Linked DNA regions of Homo sapiens: region 2 is linked to region 1. A link is an interaction called in ENCODE POLR2A ChIA-PET data of the cell type or tissue named here. Cell type or tissue: IMR-90. All regions are shown on one strand. Each heading gives the region's core, and the rest is flanking DNA. Links, peaks and the distances in the headings are about the cores only.

Region 1 (6,876 bases), core at 1,330-6,329:
TTGGAGATGGAGTCTCGTTCTGTCACCCAGGCTGGAGTGCAGTGGCATGATCTCGGCTCACAGCAACCTCTACTTCCTGGGTTCAAGCTATTCTCCTGCCTCAGCCTCCCAAGTAGCTGGGATTATAGGCACATGCCGCCATGTCCAGCTAATTTTTTTGTACTTTAGTAGAGACGGGGTTCACCATGTTGCCCAGGCTGGTCTCGAACTCCTTAGCTCAGGCAATCCACACGCCTCAGCCTCCCAAAGTCCTGGGATTATAGGCATGAGCCACCGCACCTGGCCTAAGTACCACATTTTCTTTATCCATTTATCTGTTGATAAACACTTAGGTTCCTTCTAAATCTTGGCTATTATGAACAGAGCTGCAACAAACATGGGAATGCAGGTATCTCTTCAGTATGCCAATTTCCTTTCTTTTGGGTATACAGAGAGCAGTGGAATTGCTGAGTCATATGGTAGCTTTATTTTTAGTTTTTTGAGGAAACTCCAAACTGCTTTCCACAGTGGTTATATTAATTTACATTCCCATCAACAGTGTATGAGGGTTCCCTTTTCTTCATATCCTTGCCAGCATTTGTTATTGCCCACCTTTTGTATATAAGCCATTTTAACTGGCATGAGATGATATCTCGTTGTTTTGATTTGCATTTCTCTGATGGTCAAGGATGTTGAGCACCTTTTCATATATCGGTTTGCCATTTGTATGTCTTCTTTTCAGATTCTATTCAAATCTTCTGCCAATTTTTCAATTGGATTATTAGATTTTTTTCCTATAGAGTTTTGCTCAAAGATTTTGTTCTTGATTTCCCTGTGATTCTACAAACTGTTTTATCTTAATATTTGAGTGCTGGGATATTGCTGGTGATGATCTCGGTGCTCTCTTGTTTGTGGTTTTCTGTGAAGGGGAGTGAAGCCAACTTGCTTCTACACCATTTTGGAACATAAAATCTCTCCACAGGGCTGCTTGAGTGTCCTCACAACATGTCAGCTGGCTTTCCCAAGTTCAATAAGTTCTGAAGGACATATACACCTGCATAACCACTACCACAACCAGCATACAGAACATTTCCATCATCCAAACAGTTCCTTCAGGTTCCTTTGTAGTCAGTCCATCCCTTCACTCCTGTCTCCATATAACCATCATCAGCTTTCTGTTATTGTTTTTTAGTTTGTATTTTCTTTCTTCCTTTTCTTTTGAAGAGACAGGGGGTCTTGCTCTGCCACTTAGGCTGGAGTACAGTCGCATGATCATAGCTCACTGTAACCTCAATCTCCTGGGCTCACACCATACCCCTGCCTCAGCCTCCCAAGTAACTGGGACTACAGGCATGCACCATTATGCCCACATACATTTTTTTATTTTCTGTGCACTGACAGGGACAGGGGTCTCGCTATGTTGCCCAGGCTGGTCTTGAACTCTGGGCCTCAAGTGATTCTTCCTCCTCAGCCTCCCAAAGTGCTGGGATTACAGGCATTAGGCATTGTGCGTGGCCCAGTTTGTATTTTCTAGAGCTTCATATAAATGGAATCACATAGTATGTAGTTTCTGTGTAAGGTCTCTTTCACTCAGCATAATGTTTTTGAGATTCATTCTGTTGTTGTGTGTATCAGATCATTCCTTTTTATTAAGTAGTGTATACAGCTATACCATGAAAAATTTCTCAATTATTTCTTGGATTTCATCAATAAAAAAATTTGTGGACATTTGTTTCTTTATCCTATAATGTAGGAAATATCCTACAGAATATCCTTGATTTTGCTTCTTGTCCTGCAAAGCCTAAAATATTAAAATATTACTACCTGATCCTTAATAGAAAAAGTTTTCTGACCCTGGAGTAGCAGAATAGTCATGATTTGGGAACTTGCTATAATTCCAGACTCTCAAAACCTACCCTAGAACTATTGACTTAGAATCTAGATTTTAACAAGGTCCTAGGTAAATCATACATATATCAAAGTATGAGAGGCACTGTTTTTCTCTGACAGTTTTTAAAATTTTACAGTTATAACAATAATGCACTGCATATGTGAAAGTGTGTGAGAGATAGCCGTGTGTGTGTGTGTGTGTGTGTGTGTATCAACAAGTCTAACAGAGTCATTCAAGTCTATGACATTCAAAAAACTATTATTGGCATCTAAAACAAACCCATAAAAATACCCAAATAAAATATGGAGACATATACATGTTGAATTTTTTTTCAATATTACTCCTGTATAGAATTCTAATTCTCATTTTAAATTTACCATCTTTAGATAGAAAATATCCATTATTTTATAATCTTACAATATTAAATGATTTCCTAAAGTTTCTTGTTAAAGCACTTTTCAAAAGAGCAAATGAAACACAACCAAAAACTGTTCTGTCTTCTGTAAAAGGATGTACTAGTGATTAGCAGAGATTAACAGATAATCATCTTCATGCATGTGACCAACAAGGCCAAAAGGTCACCAGGGTTTTCATTTATTATATGCTGTAAAATTCATGAAGCAAACCTACTTGGCATGTATTTTTTAATATTATACACATCTTTTGATCAACAAATTAAAAGTTAAAGAACAAGTCATTGAATTCCTATTAATATTTGCTGAAAAAGTATGTGAAATGTGAAGATTTTCTCTTCATGCAAAAATCATGATAAAGACATTTTCAAAATCAGAGAAAACTAATTTATATAACATAACTAAATTTGCTACAAGCAGTAACAAATAGCTTTGTGTTACTAAACTCAGACAGCTGTTAAGTTTGTAATCATCTCCTATACCTAACTGCAGTAAGCATTTTGGGTTTCCTAGACTCCATTTGAAAATTATATTTATGTACCTATTATTTTAGAAAACGAGTTTCATACTTTCACTGATTTAATTCTGTCAATTCTAAGTTTCTATTTGGGATCCTTAATAAAATATTCAAAATGAAGAAAATATTTAATTATCTTTTCGATATTTACTTTACCAATGTTAGCTTGAAAATAGCAACTTCTTTTCTTCAAACTATCTTTTCCAGAATTTCTTGATTCACTTTGTATCTTTTTGCACACGTGCTAGTTCTAAATATATGTCTGAACTCCAAATGACTTCTCTTCATATTAATAGTCCAAAACAAGCTATTAAATCTTCCTTATAACAAGCAACAATATGCCAAAACACTTGCTCTGTATTTCATACTTTAATAAAAAGGATGTATAAACACTAAAAAAAATTATTTTAAAAACCCATTCCTTCATTAATAAATATCATGTTCCCCATTCATTTGACAAAATTTGGCACTAGTCAGAAGCTGTCATAGGAGCTGTTCAAAGATCAGAAATTTTCAGGTTTATCTCATCTTATTTAAAAACGCTACATGCATTATGCTTGCAGCCAGATCATATAGTCCCTTTAAGACAATCAGAGATTCACCTGAATTAGTCCTGCTTTGGAAAGTCAGTCTTTTAAATGGCATTGTTAGAAAATCATACAATAATAAAACAATATGAGAATATATCTTTTTCTTTCTGTTTGAGGCTCTACTAATATTTATTATTCACTTTAAGAAAGACTTGAATTGTAAAAACATAAAATAGATAAAATAAATTCTTTATAATCTTTTATATTCTAAATGATCTATATATTATTTAAAAACAAGATAGTATTAATTATAGAAAAAAATTAAAAAGGGGTTTCATTTAAAACTGATGTGTTTATCTGGGAATTATAAAAGAAAAATTTAAAAGATTATGTAAAACTAAGTATAACAGGAAATATTAAAAGGGCACCCTTAAAATTCTAGATTTAAATATAGGTAATTGGAGAACCTACAGGTCATAATGTAGTAAGTCTTGATTTTTAAAAGTCAACAAAAAATGTTTCCCTCTAAAATATACTCTTTCCAATTTTAAGGTAAAAATGGAGAAAAATAGAAATCATTAACAATGCATGAACCAAAAATTAGTTTAGAATAAAGGCCAATTACAATTATGGAATCTGCATCTGTTCATTACAAATTTTGTCAGTTTTCCAGAATATGAGGCTAGGCAGTTTTTACAAATGACGTAAATGGAAATGTGTTCAGAAATGGCTAAACAATGTGTGCAACATGCAAAAAATGTGATGTTACAGCTACAAAGGAATTCACTCTTCTTCACACTACTATTTATATAGACTTCTCTTGGTTCTATTTCTATGGACATTTTTCTTACTCTGTATAATTTTGCCAATTGAGAGACTGACTCAACATTCTTTGAATATTTGAAATTTCTACAAATATGAAACATCTCCTACCAAGGTGTACAGAATGGCTTACAAAGAGTTTAGATGACTTAGAAAAATTGCATTAAATTTCTCTGATAAATGTGTGGCAAATGTTTAGATGAGTAATCTTCTTAAGGCTATTTCTAATCCATGGGATCAGCTTTTTGGGCAATCAATGGACTTCTTAGGACATGCCATATTTAGCTGAGAAAAGGCTGTCCAGGTTAGTGAGAAAGAAAATTCATTTGGGGCATATCAAGTAGTCCAAAAGTGACAAAATAATATCAAATATTAACAAAGAAATAAGCCTAAAGAGAGTTAAGCAGGTTTTTAAAAAATCAGATAAGCATTTCCTATAGTCTCTTAGAAACTGAGAAAAATAGGTTATTATCATTAATAAATTTCAAAAATGTTGGGTATTCTCCCATCTCTAAGAGATTCATGGTATGTAGTTAACATATTAAAGGCTCTGTGAGCTAAGTCCAAAAAAGAAAGCAATTTAATTTTTGTAGATGAAATCTCTACCCCTTTTTGAAAATTTCAACCCACATATTTTTCCACAGAAGACAATTTGGAAAGGCTTTGATAATTTTAGATATTTAGGCAGTAAAATGTGACAAACAAAAATGGCCCACATATGAAAAATGACTGTTTAAAAATCATCTAAAAGAATTGAAAATAAAAGAAATGGGAAGGTGGGCCCTTCCTTGGGTATTATTCATTTATTCAACAAATATTTACTGAGTATTAAGTGTGACAAACATAATGCTAGACACTAGGTACACGGTTTTGATTTTCTAAGACACTGTTTCTGCCCCCACTCTCACATCTCCCTCCCAAAAGGAGTAGAAGTCTTTATGAGAGATACTTCTGTTACATGAGTAAACTATCAGTTTCAACCCAAATATAGTGTTAACCTAGTTTCACAAGCACTGGCATTAGTAAAGGCACTTAACAAGCAAGAAAATATTAATAACTAAATGCTGATTATATAAGTTTTTTCTCAAATCTGAAAACTGAAGATACTGAGTATCTGCCCAAATTAAACATTAATAAAGTGATGCTGGTGATGACATAATGTTCTCAGTGATGGGCATGAGACATAGGATAATCTAGATATGAGCTACCGGCAATATATGATCAGTAATCTTTGCTTTTTCGGACCCTAACAATGATACAAATATTTTAAGTATCTTTAAGATACTCAGTTGATAGAGAAAGCCATATTCCATGTGGCTTTTAATTAAATGTTACCAATAATGTAAAACAATCCCATTTTTACCAGGAGACATATTCAGTCAATAAAAACCTGCTGGAAAGGCTCTCACTGGTCAAATCTAGGATAATGTAGCATCAAAATAACTAATGATAGTAATGGATTCTTTTTTTTTTTTTTTTGAAAGAGAGGGTATCACTCTGTTGCACAGGCTGGAGTATAGTGGCACTATCCTGACTCACTGCAGCCTCGACGTCCCCAGGTTCAAGCAATCCTTCTGCCTCAGCCTCCTGAGTGGCTGGGACTAAAGGTGCACGAGTTCCTACCAATAGTAGTAAATAAAGGAGAAGGGATAATTCTTCCCCAAAATAGAATTCCAACTAATAAATGTGGTATATATATTAGAAGTGGTGTGCATGTGTGGTGGTGGGGGGAGAATCAGCATTTATCATGAATAGAATGACTTTTTTTTTTTTTTTTTTGAGTTGGAGTCTCGCTCAGTCGCCCAGGCTGGAGTGCAATGGTGCGATCTCGGCTCACTGCAACCTCCACCTCCCAGGTTGAAGCAATTATCCTGCCTCAGCCTCCCGAGTAGCTGGGACTACAGGTGCGTGCCACCACATCCAGCTAATTTTTGTATTTTTAGTGGAGACGGGATTTCACTATGTTGGCCAGGCTGGTCTCGAACTCCTGACCTCACTTTTTAACGACCATTTGTCATAAAAAGAAAGACTGAGGAATTATCCCTTTTTGGTCTTGTTGGTCACATGGATAAAGATGATCATCTGTTAATCTCTGCTCATCACATAAGAAAGCCATGACAACTAAACACGATGAGGGATTCTGGACCAAAGTAAGAACAGTGAGGTGTCTGGCAAAATTTAGAACTTTTTTCTTTTGCTTTGAAGGACATTAGTTGGGAAATTGGCAAAATTTAAATAAGGACTGTAAATCAGTTAATAATATTGTATCGGGCTGGGGCTCATGCCTGTAAATCCCAGCATTTTAAGAGGACAAGGTGGGTAGATCACTTGAGCTCATGAGTTCGAGACCAGCCTAGACAACATGGTGAAACCCCATCTCTCCCCAAAAAATTACAAAAAATTAGCTGAGCATGGTGGTGCGTGCCTATAGTTTCAGCTACTTGGGAGGCTGAGGTGGGAGAATCACCTGAGCCCAAAAGTCAAGGCTGCAGTGAGCCACGATTGTGCACATTTGGGGCTGAGGCAGGAGGATCACTTGAGGACAAGAGTTTGCTTGAGGAGGGAGGCTGAGGCAGGAGGATCACTTGAGGACAGGAGTTCGAGACCAGCCTGGGGAACATAGCGAGACCCTGTCACCACACACAAAAAAATTTTTAATTAGCCAGGTGTGGTGATGTGTACCTGTAGTCCTAGCTACTAGAGAGACTGACACAGGAGGACTGT
Region 2 (6,876 bases), core at 1,243-6,242, 51 kb after region 1:
TTTTCTTCCCTATGTCTAGAATGCCTTAACTTCTAATTAAGAAACAAAAAAGAAAACCTTCCCAGCCCTCATTGCTGAGCTCAAGTGCCATTTTCTTCATGAAGCTGATCACCTTGCTGATATGACGTTTATTTATTCTGATCCCTCCTGCATTTCTATTCTTCCGACTTAACATTGGTTTATTATGGTTATTTGTGGACTTTTCTCACTTAAGACCAAAATCTTCTTGAGGACAGATTATGTTTTAATTTTGAATTGCTCTGTGTCTTCAATCTCCCAGGATGTTTATGATAGATGTTTGGTAAATACTGAGTAACTAAATAAGTTTATAAATGGGACTAAATCATTCCTTATGAAAGAAGTAATGCTCAAAGGAGAGTGCCTCAAGAACTACTGTGGGGAGCAATATCTAGACAAAACATGACATGGATCAAAGTTAAAAGAAAAGCTAATGTTCAATAAAGTATATTAATTGTTTTCTCACTCCTAGTTTGATTGCCTGGATAGGTGAAAATGGAAAACCCTAGTGGTTGTGTGACAAAGCAACAAATTAGATCTATAAAGAAGCCTCAAAAATACTGGTATCCCCAATCTCCAAGGCATCATAAGACATGACTCATACATAAATTAATACTAGAACATTTAGGCTGGGCACAGTGACTTATGCCTGTAATCCCAGCACTTTGAGAGGCTGAGGCAGGTGGATCACCTGAGGTCAGGAGTTCAAGACCAGCCTGGCCAACATGGTGAAACCCCGTCTCTACTAAAAATACGAAAATTAGCTGGGCTTGGTGGTGGGAACCTGTAATCCCAGCTACTGGGGAGGCTGAGGCAGGTGAATCGCTTGAACCCGGGAGGTGGAGGTTGCAGTGAGCCGAGATTGTACCATTGCACTCCAGCCTGGGTGACAAGAGTCAAATTCCATCTCAATAAAATAAAATAAAATAAAAATTAATGCTAGAACATTTTAATTTAAAAAATGAAATGCTACATATTTATGTAAAAAATCAAGACCATAATATTATTTGTAGAAAACGTCAGATGAATTTCCAATCCCTATACTGATCATTTTCTGGAAGACCAAAAAGGCCTTTCAGTAATAAAACTCCTCAAATTAGCATAATGTAAGTGTTCTGCTTATCTATCTCTTCAAAACAAATCACCACAAAATTTAATGGTTCAGCAATTTTTATTTCATGGTTCTGGGGGTTAACGAGCTCAGCTGGGTGGTTCTCACTTGAGCTACCTCATATAGTTGTAATCAGATGGCTGCTGAGAGTGAAGTTATCCAAAGATGTCTTTACTCAATGTCTGGCACCAGAGCTGAGATGATTGTAACAACTGGGAACTAGTCAAATATCTCTTTCTCCACACATAGTCTCTTTATCTGGCTAGCTTGTACTTTTTACACAATGGCAGACTCAGGGTAGACTGACTTCTCACAAGGTGATTAGCTTCCCCACAGTTACCATTTCAAGATAGCCAGGAAGGCTGCAAGGTTTCTATGACGTAGTTTTGGAAGTTGTATGGCATCACGTCTGTTATAATCTAATGGGCAAAGTAATCATAAACTAGCTCAGATTCGAGAGTGGAGGAACAGATCCCACCTCTTCATGGGGGGTATGCCTATGTGTACAATAAAGAAATGATGGCAGATCCAGCTACCTCATAACATTTTTGAGATATATAAATCTGATTTTCTAAATAAAGAATGATGTCCCATGAGAAAACATAAATCTGACTTCCCAAATAGAGAGCCATAAGCAGATTCATTAATCTGATTATTTTATTTTCAGTGTATATTTGCATTAAAAATCTATCTGTATTCTATTTCAGGAATCTAGCGCTTCAGGATTATGTGCACTCTTGCTAATCCAAGTGTTATCCCTGAACCAGCAGCATCAGCATCACCAGAGAACTTGCTGGAAATGCAGAATATCAGACTCTACCCCAGACCTACTTAATCAGAGAAGCCCAGAGAGATTCATATGCACATTAAAGTTGGAGAAGTCCCATACTCATATACTAGCATAAACAGAGTATCCTCAAACTCATAACAAAGAAACCTACAAAACATGAAGTACTGTCCTTTCAATTTAGGGGCAGAGGATTGGACATTTTATTTTATTTTTTTATGGGGGAATACAGCTAAAACTGAATTGCTTCAATAAAGTCTTTGACAATTTAAAAGCTGAATGTGTGTGTGTGGCTGGGAATCTTGTTTTCATCTGGGATCAAGAATTATTACTATGTATATGGGGAAGTGTTTCTTCTACAACAGCTATTGACTAAGAAAACTAAGGAGAAAAGACCAAAAAAGAGTGCAAATAACTTCAAAATAGATAACGAGTATCATACGTATTTAGTAATTTACATGTAAAAATGTAGAATTTTTTTTTGCTATTGTTATTAGTGAATTACTTAAAATATATTTTTGACAGTACAGCATCACCATCTTGCAAGTTAAGATGCTGTAATTTACCAGTGTCTAAAGTAAAATTAAAGCCACTTTAAAAACAAAAATGCCTCTGTAAAGAAAGAACATGAAAACATACCATTTTTCCCCATAAATATGTTCGCTCCATTCACAATTTCTTGCCTGTTTCTTAACTCATTCATTTCTATCATCTAAATTACAAAACATAACTAAAATACCTATAAGAAAGTTCTTAAATATCAAATAAGTTCAAAATTAAAGATCATTTTAAATTACCAGTCATTACTTTGTCTTATTAAGCATCTGGGTGTAAATGTTAACTAGAAAATTCTATCTGAATATTTAAGTTCTTTATAAATTAAAAAACTATTTAATTTAAGGAACAACTAGAAACTTTAGGTTGGTTTCCAAGAGGGTTCTGCAGACCCATATAGATTAACAATACTACAAAACCTCACCAAAACATTTATATTATATTGCTCTTATTTTGTTTCCTCTAGAGGGCAAGGAATGTCTTCTCTCTATATTCTCTGTTCAGTAGTACTGAGTGCTGTAATAATAAATATCACTGAATAAACTAAGAAATGTAGCTATAAGTAAAGGAGATAGAGATGAAGGAGTTTGTTATAGTGATTTTGTGTCCAACTAAAGTAGAGTGGAAGAAGTCTACCCCTCCCGGCTTTAGTTTAAAAGATTTTATGAAAAAGTGAGCTAGTTCAGAGGTATTTAAATATGTTTAATAGTAGACATAAGTAAGGGGAAAAAGGTTGTTCCAAATCCTGCTGACACTCAAAAAAAAAAAAAAAAAACAGGAAGAAACAAAATAACAGAATGTTAGAAACGATTGTGTACTTGGAGATCAAGTTCAGCATCTTGATTTCAGAGATGAAGAAATGGATGTCTATAACAGCATAGTCAGGTTGAGATCTTCTAAGCCCTGGTTTGTTTTTTGTCTGGCAGATTTTAGTAGAAGTCAGTAAGAAATACGGGCTTATAGAAATTGACTTGAGATTGACTGTTAGGGGAACTTTGATACATGAGATAGAGCAGTGGTTCTCCAAGTGTGGCTCCCTGACAAGTAGCATTAGCATCATCTGGAAACTTACTAGAAGTGAAAATTTTCAGTCCCACCCCAGACTCTCAAGATTAGGAACTGTGGGCACAGTGTCTAACAATCAGCGCTTAATAAGCTCTCCAGGTGATTCTGATTATGCTCAAAGTTGATAACCACTGGGACAGAATTTTTAAAAGCTAGAGAAAATATCTCTACATTAATTTGTAGTGTTTTAAGGAGGAATAGGAATTGTGACCAAAAATCAGGTAAGCAGAGAAAACCTCTGAGAGCAGTTGTGACAGTCCAATAGTGTGTTGCTAGTCTGAAAAAAAAAAATGAACCTTGGGATCCCCAAAATAAGCAAAGGAAAAAGTCAAGCTGTGAACTATAATACATCAGACAAACCTGCCTCCCATTTTATTCCTAAATAAGATGGCTACAAAGATTTTTAAAAGCTATGTACCTCCCTCATATTTTGCCCACAAGGAAATTCCTTGTGGGCCTCAAGATCTTTACCCTAAAACAGTTCTGTTGAATTTCACCCTGGCAATGTAAACTGATAGCTTATCCTCACGGGTTTCGGACAGAAAGTCATCCTTCTGCTCACCTGAGACAAATGCCTGATTGCTTCCTTTGCCCTATTGTTTATATAAAAATTGAGACTCACTGAGCCAGATTAAATTGTGTATTCAATGAAAGGCTGATCAAGGAATCAAAAGAATGCAACCTTTTGTCTCTTGTCTACCTATAACCTGGAAGCCTCTTGATTCAGGTTGTCCTGCCTTTCTGGACTGAACCAATATACATCTTACGCATATTGATTGATGTCTCATGTCTCCCTAAAATGTATAAAAGCAAGCTGTACCCTGACCACTTTTGGGCACACGTCGTAAGGACCTTCTGAGGCTGTGTCACAAGTGTATCCTTAACCTAGGCAAAATAAACTTTCTAAATTGATTGAGATATGTTCTCAGGTTCATACTAGTTATTACTGGAAACAGTGAAGAAGGGTTTAAAAATAAAACTTATCACGTTTAGGTGAGATTAAATGAAAGCTCTAGAATAAAGTTGTGAACTCCGAAAATCTGAGACAGGTCTCAGTTAATTTAGAAAGAATGTCACTTTCTGACAGGCCCAGGAGCCCCAAGTTTATCTTGGAACTTCAGAGAGGAATTCACCCAACTCATAGGTATTTGATGGTACAAATCCATGGCTGGGCTTGGCTTTAAAAAAATTTTATCTGAGATTCCTTCTATGGAACAAAGTTCCATCAAAGCCAATTTAAAAGCCTATGTAAAAACAAATAATTATTCTTGCTGCACTGTATACAAATAGTCAGAACAAGTTTAATAAAGTGAATCAGTTCTACCATGATTTGTCTTTAATAAAAATGGGAAACTGGAGAAAAATTATGTTTCAAAAACTGTAGTACATCTGTTCTTAGATTCTAGTCTTGCCTAATGTTTTTCAATTTTTATTATTTTCTACTTTGGACTGAATTCTAATCTTTCTATTTTGCAGGCTACAAGACTGCAAAATAATGTTTTCAATTTTTTTCCTTCTTTTTCCCCATTTTTCCTAATTTTCAGTCACTGAAAACTAAGCTGTGCTTTCGTAAAGCCCTGCAAAGTGAAGCTAGACAACTTAAACTTCAGAAGAAAATAACAGCAACCTACTTACATACATAAGCCACTTTCATACCTGCCTACAGATCTATGGACTTCAGAACAATGTGGCCTATATAGATTTTCCAGGATTGTTCTTTTGTTTATTGTTTTTCTGCCTTCCTCCCCTTATTTTCTCTTCATAGGACATGAGACTTCACAAACCTGCTAAAATGAGCTTTCCTAATAACTCAGGATCTACTCATCTAGGAAAAAAACATCATTTGGAGAACAATCCTTTGGAGACGCCAATCAGATATGCATTTATTTCAGTGAGCAGACGGGTGACTCTGAACAGAATGGGAGGCAGGTTGGTCCTAAGCAGTTCCCAGCTTGACTTTTCCCTTTAGCTTAGTGATTTAGGAGCCCCAAGATTTATTTTCCTTTCACAAGGTTAACAGTTAACTCTTGATTATTTATGTTTGTAAAGGGAGAAAGGTGACAATCTCAAGTCATTTTTCATTTGGCTTTGCAGTAAAATTTGTTTTTTTTCAGTACTTATCTTTGTTTACAGTAATATAAACATTTAAAGTGGAACTAGTAGAGCACTAGATTAGCTGTGTGTGCTCACGTATGTCATGTATGTATGTCACGTATGTCACTTTGGCCTTCTATTTTCTCATCTGTAAAATTAGTTGGCTCACCTCAAGATTATTTTTAGCCACTATAAATCCATGAACATTGGCTTGCCCGAAATGCTCCACTCCAAGAACAAGTCTAGTCATTTAAATATTTTAGTATCATTACTGGTATTTTAATTTGCCTGGTAACTTTGGTTTAAGTTAGTGATCAACATTTGGGGTCCCCAAATGTATTATTTCCTTTGCATTAATTAGGTACTGTAAAGAGTGTGAAACAAAAATAAAAACTTGGGACCCAATTCACTATGCCAAAAGGAAAAAATTAAGCTGAAAGCTGAGTCATCCAAGAAACTGCCCTTCCTTTGTTCCTAAGCAGATAGCTACAGATAAAAGGTTAAACATCTCACAGTATCTTACGTGAAGTGTGAATTTACTGAGCGTCAGACAATACACTGACTATTCCTTTACCTGCTCCTTTTCTCTTGCAACATGTGGATTCAGTAATGTGACCATATCCTCCCTCCTTCCCTTCCAGCCTGCCTTTCACCATTAAATAGCTCTCAAAATCATCTTTGGAGAAAGGCATACAGACCTGTCTCCCGGGTATGTCCTTAATTTTGACAAAATAAACTTCTAAATTTATTGAGACCTATCTCAGATGCTTTTTGGTTTGCAAAAGTTAAATCTATTTTTGGTTTTCAGTGTAGACCCAAGCCCAAGTTTATTTAGTGGCTTCTGCTCCCTCCTGCCCTCAAAAAAACCACCAAAAAATGCTGGAGGAAGCTTGCAGACATAAGAACATAAGATGAAAATAAAACAGGTAAGAATTTGGAGAGGGAAAAGTGGCTCCTATTTACACTTTTAGTTGAGAAATGCGGGCTGTGCTGGGTTGGGTTGCAATTCCTACAAACTGAGCCACAAAATCTGGATAAAATCACAGAGAATCACGTAGCCAATGAAAGTAACAAAAATCCGTTCATCTGAATACAGGTCTAACATTTTTCGATAAGTTAAATATCTAAAACCTCCTAGGTCTGGCCAGACCATAGATGGCTACCTTCTCAGCAACATGTTCAAGAGGGGCCTGCAGGTCTGACTTCCGTAGGGTTTTGGGTCAGCCCTGTGGCTATAGCGAAGGCT

Evidence for each region. Peaks named below come from ENCODE experiments on the same cell type or tissue, not always from the same donor. Only the 100,000 strongest peaks of a DNase experiment are listed, where the experiment ranks them.
Region 2: POLR2A ChIA-PET joins it to region 1 with 10 read pairs; 3 of 35 experiments call an interaction of 5 or more read pairs at or near these places.

The regions. Positions count from the first base shown.
Region 1 is chr2:189,931,463-189,938,338 of GRCh38, reverse strand. It overlaps a transcript of AKAP19 not described here. Among named protein-coding and RNA genes, the nearest start is that of MSTN, 130 kb to the left of the region's middle. In IMR-90, for the core only: no CTCF peak of the experiment used is centred there; a DNase peak (open chromatin) is centred at 4,108; H3K27ac peaks cover 958 bases.
Region 2 is chr2:189,879,878-189,886,753 of GRCh38, reverse strand. It overlaps a transcript of AKAP19 not described here. Among named protein-coding and RNA genes, the nearest start is that of PMS1, 99 kb to the right of the region's middle. In IMR-90, for the core only: no CTCF peak of the experiment used is centred there; no DNase peak of the experiment used is centred there.